Regions from separate parts of the Homo sapiens genome. Here region 2 is linked to region 1. The links are chromatin contacts, found by Hi-C or POLR2A ChIA-PET in ENCODE. All regions are on one chromosome and are shown on one strand. Each heading gives the region's core, a stretch centred on a gene start or an enhancer-like site at or near the end of the contact. The rest is flanking DNA. Distances are from core to core; before and after follow the strand shown.

What was found. A loop is a pair of places that touch in the nucleus more often than their neighbours do. ChIA-PET counts read pairs that join two places held with the same protein, here RNA polymerase II (POLR2A). Pooled maps may share reads with other maps.
Region 2: a loop to region 1 is called in a pooled map, with 2.7 times the contacts of the local background. The contact joins the promoter of MAGIX here to the promoter of GLOD5 in region 1. A Hi-C loop is called at or near these places in 1 of 168 maps with a recorded cell type or tissue (mammary epithelial cell) and 1 of 50 pooled maps. POLR2A ChIA-PET finds 5 or more read pairs at or near these places in 1 of 52 experiments (activated T-cell).

The regions. Positions count from the first base shown.
Region 1 is chrX:48,757,588-48,763,799 of GRCh38, reverse strand. It overlaps GLOD5 (glyoxalase domain containing 5), which reads right to left and starts at 2,053. Exons shown (of 4, transcript NM_001080489.3): 1 at 1,947-2,053. The coding sequence starts at 2,009. RefSeq lists a cis regulatory region at 1,559-2,301.
Region 2 is chrX:49,158,115-49,164,007 of GRCh38, reverse strand. It overlaps MAGIX (MAGI family member, X-linked), which reads right to left and starts at 1,250. Exons shown (of 6, transcript NM_024859.4): 1 at 1,070-1,250; 2 at 79-225. The coding sequence starts at 1,118. RefSeq lists a cis regulatory region at 1-61 and a silencer at 162-271.

The DNA of each region.
Region 1 (6,212 bases), core at 804-3,303:
GACATAGGAACTGCAGAAAGAGAAAATGACCGACATTTTGGCTCCATTGAAAATAAAGTCATATGTTGAAATAAATTTTATTAACTTTCTTTTTTAATTCCCTTTTTGAGACAGGGTCTTGCTTTGTTGCCCAGCCTGGAGCATGGTGGCATGATCACAGCTCACTGCAGCCTCAACCTCCTGGACTCAAGCAATCCTCCTACTTCAGCCTCCCTAGTAGCTGGGATTACAGGTGTGTGCCACCATGCCCAACTATTTTTTGTTTTCTTTTTTCTTTTTTTTTGTAGAGGTGAGGGCTCACTATGTTTCCCAGGCTGGTCTTGAATTCCTGGGCTCAAGCAATCCTCCCTCCTCAGCCTCCCAGAGTGTTGGGGTTACAGGCATGAGCCACTGCACCCAGCCCTTATTAACCTTCTAACATCTGTAGAATCTGTCACAATACCCTGTTTATATTCCTGATATTGGCAATCCATATATTTTCTTAATTTCTCGAGAGAAAATAGACATTGCTAGTATTTTATTAATCTGTTCAAAGAATCAACTTTTAACATTGTTGGCTTTATTGTATCTTTGCTTTCTATTTCACCAGTTTCTGCTGTTATAATTTCCTTCCTTCTACTTTCTTAGGTTCCACTTGCCATTCTTTTCCCAGTTTCTTGATAGGGAAGCTCAGGTCATTGATTTTCAACTTTTCTACTTTTCTGATCTGTGCATTTAGAACTATAGATTTCCTCTAAGCACTGCTTTGGCCACATCTGCATCATTTTGATAGTCTGTTAGAAATAAACTCCACCTATTCCTCCCATTATTCTATTCTTCCCTGCCAGCTTAGATTCACTCCCCAGATCCTGCTTTGCAGACTCGGAGCTCCATCCTTGCAAATTCAAGGACGAGCAGGGATGGCTGTCTTCAATAACAGGAAGGCCAGCGTAGCTCAGAACCCAAGAGTGAGTGAGAGATAAGTGGGAGGGCAAGGCAGGGTCTGGATCCTGCAGACTCTTGGAGGTGAAGTTACAAAGCCTGCTTTATAAAATGATGATCAAGACATAGTCATCACACAAAGGACTGGGTGCAGTGGCTCACGTCTGTAATCCTAGCACTTTGGGAGGCCAAGGTGGGTGGATTACATGAGGTCAGGAGTTTGAGACCAGCCTGGCCTACATGGTGAAATCCTGTCTCTATTAAAAATACAAAAATTAGCTGGGCATGGTGACGTGCACCTGTAATCCCCTACTCGGGAGGCTGAGGCAGGAGAATCGCTTGAACCTGGGAGGCAGAGGTTGCAGTGACCTGAGATTGCACCACTGCACTCCACCCTGGGCGACAAGAGCAAACCTCGGTCTCAAAAAAAAAAAAAAAAAAAGACATAGTAATCACACAAGGCTTACTGTGTGCCAAGCCCCGTTTTACACACTCTACAAAAATATAATCCATTTTATTTCTCACCACAGCATATAAAATCCCTATAGTCAGAGTGCCCGGAACACCATGTCCTTCCTCCTTTGGCCTCCTCTACAGGGAAGTGTTCTGTCTTCCTACAGGGTCCTCTTCAAGGTCCCCTTCAGGTTGCCAGGGGCCTCTGAATTCCTCTCCTAAAGCTCAAGGTCAGCGCTGTGTTTCCTAGCCTCTCTCCACATGGCCTTAATCATGACAGCTTTGGGGGCACCCTGCGTGAGCCACCTTTGTATCTCTCCACCTGTCCCTGGCTAAACTGGGGGAGGAGCCAGCCCTCAGCCCCGGCCCAGCCCTGCACACCTGAGCACAGGGCCCTCCATGGCTTAGAGCCGGGCCTTTCCATGGGCCTCTGCTGCCCTCTGCTTGTCTCTGAAAGAGAAAGGGAGAGAGGAGGACAGGAAATGGGAGCCCGCAGAGAAGGGAAACAGGTTACTAGACCAGTTTCAGTGCCAACACCCTTGCCCCAGATCCCCAGGGGCCATCTTGTTCACCTGTTTCTCCAAAGTCCTGCCCCACATCTTGACTGGCAGCCTGGAGGGCAGATGGCGCAGCATGGCAGGGTAGGCGTCTTTGCCCAGGGTCCTCCCGACAATCCTCTGGCTCAGCGCCTGGAGATCAAGGGGCAGGAATGGGAGGGCACAGGCTGAGGACTGTGGGAGGTGACACAGGTAGGTAGTGCAAATGGAAGGACTTTAACATTAAATTCAGGGCCTCAAAATTGAAAGCTTAAAGTGGATGTGTGTAAGGGATTACTTCTTGTTAACACTGAAGGCTGGGTGCGGTGGTTCATGCCTGTAATCCCAGCACTTTGGGAGGACAAGGCACGTGGATCACCTGAGATCAGGATTTCGAGACCAGCCTGGACAACATGGCAAAACCCTATCTTTACTAAAAATACAAAACATTAGCCAGGCATGGTGGCGGGCGCCTGTAATCCCAGCTACTTGGGAGGCTGAGGCAGGAGAATCGCGTGAATCCGGGAGGCGGAGGTTGCAGTGAGCCGAGATGGCGCCATTGCATTTCAGCCTGGGTGACAGAGCAAGACTCCATCTCAATAATAATAATACTGAAAAACCACCAAGTATTAAGGGGATCTTTATTCTAGCGTGTGATGCCTCTGGTCTACTTAGGGGTATGTCTCCAAAGTGTGAGATCTGTGAGCTGTTTGAGAGTGTGTGTCAGGGGTATGAAGTTGTGAGCTATCTGAGTTAGAGTATGACTGCTCTGACCCATTAGGTGTCTGTTTCCAAGCCAAGATCCCTGAACTCTTAAGAGTTCTGAGCCCCTTGGTCAAGCACGGTGGCTCACGCCTGTAATCCCAGCACTTTGGGAGGCCAAGGTGGACGGATTACTTGAGGCTGGGAGTTCGAGACCAGCCTGGCCAACATGGTAAAGCTCCATCTCTACTAAAAATACAAAAATTACCCAGGCATGGTGGTGTGCACCTGTAGTCCCAGCTATTCAGGAGCCTGAGGCAGGAGAATAGTTTGAACCCGGGAGGCGGAGGTTGCAGTGAGCCGAGATCGCGCCATTGCACTCCAGCCTGGGTGACAGAGTGAGACTCTGTTTAAAAAAAAAAAAGTTCTGAGCCCCAGGGTGTGATGTTCCTGAATTATTTTGGGGGATGAGTTTTGGGGGATGAGATTTGCAGTCTTCCTCCTCCTCCCCACTCACCCTTCACTCACCCTCACCTTCCGCTGCTGAGAGTCAGAGAACATTCATCAGCCCAGTTGCTGTTCACTTTACCCTGAGCAGAACTCCCCCATCTCCCTTACAGGTTACTTGTCTGGCCCCTGGAGCATGTGAGTTTGAGATTTTTGTTTCTAGTTACCCCCAACACAAACACTTTGTGTTGTGGATATTGTTTTGTTTTTGTTTTTTTTTGAGACAGTGTCTCACTTTGTCACCCATGCTGGAGCCCACTGGCGCCATGATGGCTCAGTGCAGCCTCAAACTCCTGGGCTCAAGGGATCCTCCTGCCTCAGCCTCCTGGGTAGCTGGGACTACAGGTGTGTGTCACCACGCCTGGCTAATTTTTGTATTTTTAGTAGGGATGAGGTCTTGCTATGTTGCCTACAATTGGCCTGCTTTGGCCTCCTGAAGTGTTGGGATTACAGGCGTGAGCCACCGTGCCCGGCCAGATATTGTTTTTAAGCATATGATTTTCCTTTAAAAAGAGTTACACAAATAATATGTGAATACAGGTTTGTATAAAAGATTTGAAAAACAGGCTGAGGGTGGTGGCTCACACCTGTAATTCCAGCACTTTGGGAGGCTAAGGCGGGTGGATCAATTGAGATCAGGAGTTCAAGACCAGCCTGGCCAATATGGTGAAACCCCCATCTCTACTAAAAATACAAAAATTAGCCGGGCATGGTGGCACGCAGCTGTAATCCCAGCTACTCGGGAGGCTGAGGCACAAGAATCACTTGAATTGGTGGCAGAGGTTGCAGTGGGCTGAGATCGTGCCACTGTACTCCAGCCTGGATGACAGAAGGAGACTCTTTCTCTCGAAAAAAAAAAAAAAAAAAAAGATTTGAACAACACATCAGTACATGGACTCTAGCAATCATCTCTATCCCCATTCCCCCAGAATGACCACTGGGGTCAGATTCTGGTGTTTCCTTCCAGATACAGTTCCCTGTGTTTCCATAGTGTGTGTGTGCGCACACTACACACATGCACTAGGTCACTGTAACTGACTCCCCCTTGCTTTTCCCTGCCTATAGCACATCCTGTAGAAGATAACCCCCACCCTTGCAGGTACACACAAGTCCCATCCATTCTGTGTCACGTCCAGTGGGCACTCTGTGCTGTAACATGAACCCTCATTATTCGTTTCACTCTGCAATAGTCCTTGGGTATCAGTGAACATTTACAAGATTTTCCTGGTTGTTTGTTCCTACCAGCCTTGTTCCCACAGCTCTGTGCACATGTCTGAGTACTAGAATTAGAAGTGGAATTGCTGGGTGTATTAGAGTTCTCCAGAGAAACAGAACCAGTAGGAGAAACAGAACCAATATGTAATATATTACAAGGATTGGCTCCTGTGATTTTGGAAGCTGAGAAGTTCCACAATATGCCATCAGCAAGCTGGAGACCCAGGAGAGCCAGTGGTGTTGTTCTGAGAACCAAAGGGCTGATGGTGTTGGCTGGGCATGGTGTCTCACGCCTGTAATCCCAGCGTTTTGGGAGGCCAAGGTGGTTGGATCACTTGAGGTCAGGAATTCAAGACCAGCCTGGCTAACATGGCAAAACCCCATCCCTACTAAAAATACAAAAATTATCTGGGCGTGGTGGCGCACACCTGTAATCTCAGCTACTCAGGAGGCTGAGGCAGGAGAATCGCTTGAACCTGGGAGGTGGAGGTTGCAGTGAGCCGAGATTGTGCCACTGCACTTCAGCCTGGGTGACAGAGCAAGACTCTGTCTCTAAAAAACAAAACAAAACAAAACAAAAAAAGGGCTGATGGTGTAAGTACCAGCCAAGGGCAAAGGACTGGTGTTCTACCTCAAGCAGTCACGCAGAGAGCAAATTCCACCTTCCTCCGTCTTTTTTGTTCTATTCCAACCTTCAGTGGATTGGGTGATGCCCATTTACAATGGGCAGAGCCATCTGCCTTACTCAGTCCAACAATTCATATGCTAACCTCATCTGGAAACACCCTCACAGATCCACCCAGAAATAATATTCAACAGGGCACCCTGGGTCCCTATCAAGTTGACACAAAATTTACCATCACAAGTCCACCCCTTATTAACTGTCCTTTTCCACTGTCCTTCAGAGGTGTCTCAGAAAGGGGCCATAGTGCTTCAGCTGTCCACTTTCAGAGTGTGCCTGCATAACATGCAGAATCATCTGTAAACCAGGCCCAAGTCTTCTCTTCCTCTGTCAACTAATTGTAGGGAACTCCCCATGAGGCCACAGTTGCAGGCTGGGAGAAAGGAGGCAAGGTAGAAGGAGTGGGGACCATGGGCATTTAGGCCTCTTCCTCATGTAACTTACTTGTGTCTTCAGGGCCTGCTTAGGCCCCATCACATATTTCCCATTTCCATTCGACGATGGAGCACTGCTGGGCACACCGACTCTTGGTTAGTCAGGTAACACCCAGTTCATGATGGGCAGGAATGATGTAACTTGGTGGCCCATGGTCAAGTATTTAGTTTCTACTAAGACCCAGTAGCAGACCAAGAGCTGTTTCTCTCTCTCTCTCTTTTTTTTTTTTTTTTTTGAGACAGGGTCTCACTTTGTCACCCAGGCTGCACTGCAGTGGCACAATTACAGCTCACTACAGCCTCGACCTCCTGGGCTCAAGCGATCTTCCCACCTCAGCTTCCTGAGTAGGTGGGACTACAGGCATGCACCACCCCACCCAGCTATTAATAATTTTTGTATTTTTTTGTAGAGATGGATTTTTGCCATGTTGCCCAGGGTGGTCTCGAACTCCTGTGCTCAAGAGAGAGATGTGTTGGCCTCAACCTCCCAAAGTGCTGGGATTAAAGGAGTGATCCACCACACCCAGCCAAGAGCTGTTTCTCAAAAGGAGGGTAGTTATCTGCAGAGAATAGCAGGGCTTTGCTCCAAAATCCTAAAGGAGGCTCACCAAATTTCATTTGGGGGGCTGAGACGTGTGGATTGCCTGAGCCCAAGAGTTCGAGACCAGCCTCGGGAACATTGGGAAACCCTATCTCTACAAAAAATACAAAAGTTAGCCAGATGTGGTGGTGCACACCTGCAGTCAGTCCCAGCTACTAGGG
Region 2 (5,893 bases), core at 1-2,500, 400 kb before region 1:
GACCCCCCAGGCCTGTCCCACTGAACCCAACTCCTCTCCGAACCCTCCCCCAGCGGAGGCCCTGCGCCAGTCACTCACCCTCCTTCCGGCGCAGGCGCAATGTGGCGCCCGCCCTGCGTACCAGCGCTGCCACGTCGACCGCAGCTCGCGCCGCCAGGGGGCGCGCGTCCAACCGCGCCAGGAGCTGCCGGGCGCTAGGGCCCGCGAGCGGGGAGGGGCCGCGGCCTGCGCGCAAGAGGGGACAGGTCAACGCCGACCCTCGGCCTCGGCCAACCCCTATGCTTCCGGACGCTCGAAGACCTAGAAATGCCCCTCAGGATACCCGGCGACCCCTGGCCACTCCCTCGATAGTTTCGGAGGTCACTGCTGTCCCTCCCCTCACGCGATCCCCGACCGTCGCGGGTAGCCGGTGCACCCCCGCTTGCTCCCACGGTGTCCCTGGAGATCGCTGTTTGACTGCAATAGTCCTAGACACCTCCGAACACCCCGTGAGGTCCTCGACTGCCCCCTAATCACCCTGGATGCCCAACTCTTCGCCCGCGATATCTCAGGGGACCCCATTTCCCCAGATATCCTGGGAGAACACGGCCTGACCCCATAGCCCCGGAACCCCCAATTCCCCGTCTAAGTATCCTAGGCAACCGCTGCTACCCCCATGAATTCCCTCAGAGGGCCCGTTCCCCCCATGGCCCACATACCTCCAGAGTCCCCCTCCACAGGTCCCCAGGGGCCCCCAGCTCCCCTCCCCCCAGTTCACTAAGACCCTGAGTGCCCAGGTGTCCCCAGTGACCACGGGCAGACCCCTCCCCGCACATCTGCACGTCTCCCTGGAGACTCCTGAGAGCCCCTCCCCTGCTCTGGTGCGCGGCCCTTTCCCTCGTGTGTGGGTGTGGGTAGGGGACCTCCAGCCCAGCCTCCATCGCTGGGCCCCTGCCCCCTGCCACCTTCACTTGGGCGCCAGAGCCGCTCTGTTTACCACCTGTCAGAAGGAAAAGGTGTGGAGCAGACAGGCGGGACGGGGATGGCGGCGACTCGCCCTGTCCTTCCCCAACGACCCCAATCCCTGTACCTCCTCTGCTCCCCCTAGGGTCCGCGGCGTCCCCTGTGCGCGGCTCCATGGCCAGTAGTCCGCCGGGTGGACGCAGGGCTGCCAGCTACGAATTTTGAGCTCTGGGGCGCGCTCACCTGGCGGCCCGCCCAGGCCCTGGAGGCTGAAGCTGGCGGGTCCCGTGCCTGGCTCCCGGACCCGCGCGGTGACCTACCTGGCGGCCAGCAAGGAGGCCTGGCTGTAGGAGCCAGGAGGAGTGCTTGGCCTCACTCTGCTGCAGGCGCCGCACTCTGTTAACTAAAGGTCCTAGTTAGAATTTAAAAGCCTGACAATACCAACTGTTGCTGAAGATATGGAGGAAATGGAACTCCTATACCTCCGGTGGAAATGTAAAATGATATTGCAACTTTATTTATTTATTTAGAGACAGGGTTTCGCTCTTGTTGCCCAGGCTGAAGTGCAATGGCACGATCTCGGCTCACTACAACCTCTGCCTCCCGGGTTCAAGTGATTCTCCTGACTCAGCCTCCTGAGTAGCTGGGATTACAGGCATGCACCACCACGCCCCCCTAATTTTGTATTTTTAGTAGAGACGGGGTTTCTCCATGTTGGTCAGGCTGGTCTCGAACTCCCTAAAGTGCTGGGATTACAGGCGAGGCCCGCCTCAGCCTCCCAAAGTGCTGGGATTACAGGCGTGAGCCACTCGTGCCCGGCCTGCAACTTTAGAAAACAGTTTGGTAGTGTCTTTAAAAACTAAGCGTACACATATGAGCCAGCCATTCCACTCCTGCGTATTTATCTAAAAGAAAGCATACATTTACACAGCCTTGTCTTACAAATATTCATAGCAGCTTTATTTCCTGTCTTATTCATTTAGAACTACTGTAACAAAATATCGTAGACTGGGTGGTTTAAACAACATAAGTTTCTCACAGTTCTGGAAGCCGGAAAGTCCACGATCAAGGTGGTAGCCAATTTGGTTCCTGGTGAGGTCTCTCCTTTTGGGTTGCAGATGCTTGCCTTCTTGCTGTGTCCTCACATGGAATTAAGAGAGTGAAGGAGAGTAAAGGCGTGAGAGAGGCACACACAGAGAGAGGGAGAGATCTCTCTCTTCTGTTTCTTATAAGGTCACAGTCCTATCTGGTTAGGGCTCCACCTTAGTGACCTCATTTTACCTTAGTTGCCTCCTAAAGAAGCTATCTTCAGATACAGTCACATTGGAGGTTAGAGCTTTAACATATATATTTATGGCTGGGCACAGTGGCTCACGCCTGTAATCCCAGCACCTTGGGAGGCCAAGGCGGGTGGATCACCTGAGTTCAGGAGTTCAAGACCAGCCTGGCGAACATGGTGAAACCCCATCTCTACTAAAATATACAAAAATTAGCCAGGCGTGGTGTCAGGTGACTTAATCCCAGCTACTTGGGAGGCAGAGGCAGGAGAATCATTTGAGCCCGGGAGGCAGAGGTTGCAGTGAGTGGAGATCGAGCCATTGCACTCAAACCTGGGGGATAAGAGCGAGACTTCTCTCAAAAAAACAAAACAACAACAACAACAACAACAAATATATATATATATATATATTTATGGGTGGACACAATTCAGTCCATAATATTTGTTAATATCCAAAAACTGGAAATAACCCAAATGTCCATTAATAGTTGAATGAGGCCAGTAATCGCAGCACTTTGGGAGGCTGAGGTGGGAGGATCGCTTGAGCTCAGGAGTTGGTGACCAGCCTTGGCAACATAGTGAAAGATTGTCTCTATTTTAAAAACATAGAAACATTGTCTCTATTTTAAAAATGCTAATGCCTGTAATCCTAGCACTTTGGGAGGCTGGAGGTGGAGGCAGGAGGATTGCTTGAGCCCAGGAGTTTGAGACCAGCCTGGGCAACATAGTGAGACCCCATCTCTCAAAAAGAAAACAATTTTCAATGAAAAAAATAGATGAATAAATTAACAAACTATGGTATACACATACAGGGTAATACAACTCAGCAATAAAAAACAATGAAGGATTTGGATGAATCTCAAAAATAATTATGGTAAAACAAGCCAGACCCACGCTCCAAAAAAGCACATGCTGTATGATTTCTTTTATATAAAAATCTAATAAAATGCAAACTGATATACAGTGACAGAAAGTGGATTAGTGGTTGCCTGGAGGGAGGGGGCCAAAAGGGCAGGAAAGAGGAAATACAAAGGGCAGGAGAAAACTTTTGGCAGAGATAGTTATACTCAGTATTTCTTTTTTTTTTTTTTAAGTGACAGGGTCACATTCTGTCATGCAGGATGGATTGCAGTGGCACAATCATAGTTCATTGTAACCTCAAACTCCTGGGCTCAAGGGATCCTCCTGAGCAGATAGGACTACACATATGTGCCACAATGCCTGGCAAATTTTTTACATTTTTGTAGAGACTGGGGTGGGGGGGTCTCACTATGTTGTCCAGGCTGGTCTTAAACTCCTGGCTTCAAAAAATCCTCCCACCTCTGCCTCCCAATGTGCTGGGATTACAGAGGTGAGCCACCACACCCAGCCTGTTCAGTATCTTCACTGTAGTGATCGTTTCACTGACATAAACATATTCAAAACCTATCAAATTGAAGTCAATTATATCTCAACCCCTTCAAAACTTAAAACAGCTGGGTGTAGTGCATGCACCTGTAGTCCCAGCTACTTGGGAGGCTGAGGCACGAGGATCACTTAAGCCCAAGACTTAGAGGTTACAATGAGCTGTGATCATGCCACTGCACTCCACCCTCAGTGACAGAGCAAGACCCTGTCTTTAAAAAAAATAAAATATAAATTCTCAAAACAGGCTGGGCATGATGACTCACGCCTGTAATTCCAGCACTTTGGGAGGCCAAGGTGAGAAGATCACTAAGGCCAGAATTTTCAGACCAGCCTAGCCAATGTAGCAAGACTTTGTCTCTAATAAATAAATAAATACAATCTTTTGTTAAATTAATGAATTGGGTGGGGCTGTGAGAGAAATTGACTTAATTCTTGAATTACATGAGGCTAAAAGGGGTAATTAGGGTTTTTTTAAATGATTTTTTTTTTTTTTGAGACAGAGTTTCGCTCTGTCACCCAGGCTGGAGTGCAGTAGTGCGAGCTCGGCTCACTACAACCTCCATCTCCTGGGTTCAAGCAATTCTCATGCTTCAGCCTCCCAAGTAGCTGAGACTAAAGGCACCCACCACCACGCCCGGCTAATTTCTGCAGTTTTAGTAGAGACAAGTTTTCATCATGTTGGCCAGGCTGGTCTCAAACTCCGCCCATCTCTGCCTCCCAAGGTGCTGGGATTACAGGCATGACCCACCGTGCCCAGCTGGGTAATTGGGTTGTATTCACAAATGGATGAGGCTAAGAGGGGCATTGATTTGAATCCACAGTGGGGCAGGGCTAAGTGAGGGTTTGCTCCCCCATAGTGTCATTGTAATCAATATTAAAGATAAGCACCAACACTGCTACCAAATAGCTTGGCTTGGCACAACACCAGCAATTTGGAAGCTTTGTTCCGAACTCTCTTGACAGTCTTACCATGCATATCTCATCACCCCCACTTCCCAGAGAGGTACATTGAGGTGTCAGGCAATGCAGTGGCTGGAGTTCCTCCCTCATGTCTGCATCCTCTCTACACCCCTAACCCTGCCAGCAGCCTCAGTGACACATACACTACTCTCTGGCCCTGGAATTTCGGCCCTGCTGGTGTCAGCTCTCTCAGTGAACACCTATCCTGGGCCCCTGCCCCTGTAATTTCAGCCCTGCTGGTGTCAGCTGTCTCAGTGAACACCTATCCAGCATCCTGGGCCCCCGCCCCTGTAATTCACGTCCCCTGAGGATGTCCTTGGACCCCTTCATTCGTTCATGATTCCCCAAGCCTGAATACCTCCCAGCCTGGAAGCAGTTTCCCATCCAGTTGGCAAGCTCCCTGATCGATGTTAGTAGATTCTACCTGGTGCTTGGATGCCTCCCCTCACTGTCCATCTGTCCTCGGCCCTTGGACAATGCCCCAGTCTGCAAGACCCTCCCATGCATGGAGCTACAGAGCCTCAAGCTCTCCTTCACAGTGTGTAAGCACCTCACTCTCACATCCACAGGTTCTTAAAACCTGGAGCCCCAGATTGGAAGCTGCCCTCTCCAGATTCAGGTGTGGAAGTCTCAACAAGAATTGGGAGGAGCAGTGAAGGAGGTCCAGGGTGTCCCCCCTTAGACAAGGTCAGGTCAGAGGTGAAAGAGGCAGGGGACTGCAGGTGGAATGAAAGCAGGAACCGTTCAGACCCTTTCACCTATGAGGATACTGGGTCTCTGAAAGGTGAACGGAGAGGCTTGCACAACCAGCCAGAATGGACATTAGGACACAGTGTGTCCACAGCCATAGTGAAATAGTCACTAACCAAGTGAGTCTTGTAGGTAAGCTGCCTGAAACTGGTGTTGTTGGCTTGCTGCAGGGACCTAGGCAGGTCCCTGAGCCTCTCAGACCCTGAGTTTCTTATTTGGCAAAGTAGTGGTGAAAGGCCCTCTCTCACTGCAATCCCATTCCTCCTTCCACTACAGTCACACTGTGTCCGAATGCTCCCTGCTTGGGGCTTATGTCCCCAGACACTCCCCTTTTCAAACATAGAAGAGGCCTCATTCCTCCACTGACATCAGCTAGTGTCCCATCCAACTCCAATGCATTCATTCACAGCCTCCTCAATTTTGGGTCCCATCTCTCATCCACTCTCCAAGGGACCTGCCCTCTGCAATTTTTTTTTCTTTTCTTTTCTTTTTCTTTTTCTTTTTTTTTTTTTTTTTCTTGAGAGGGAGTCTTGCTCTGTCACCCAAGTTGGAGTG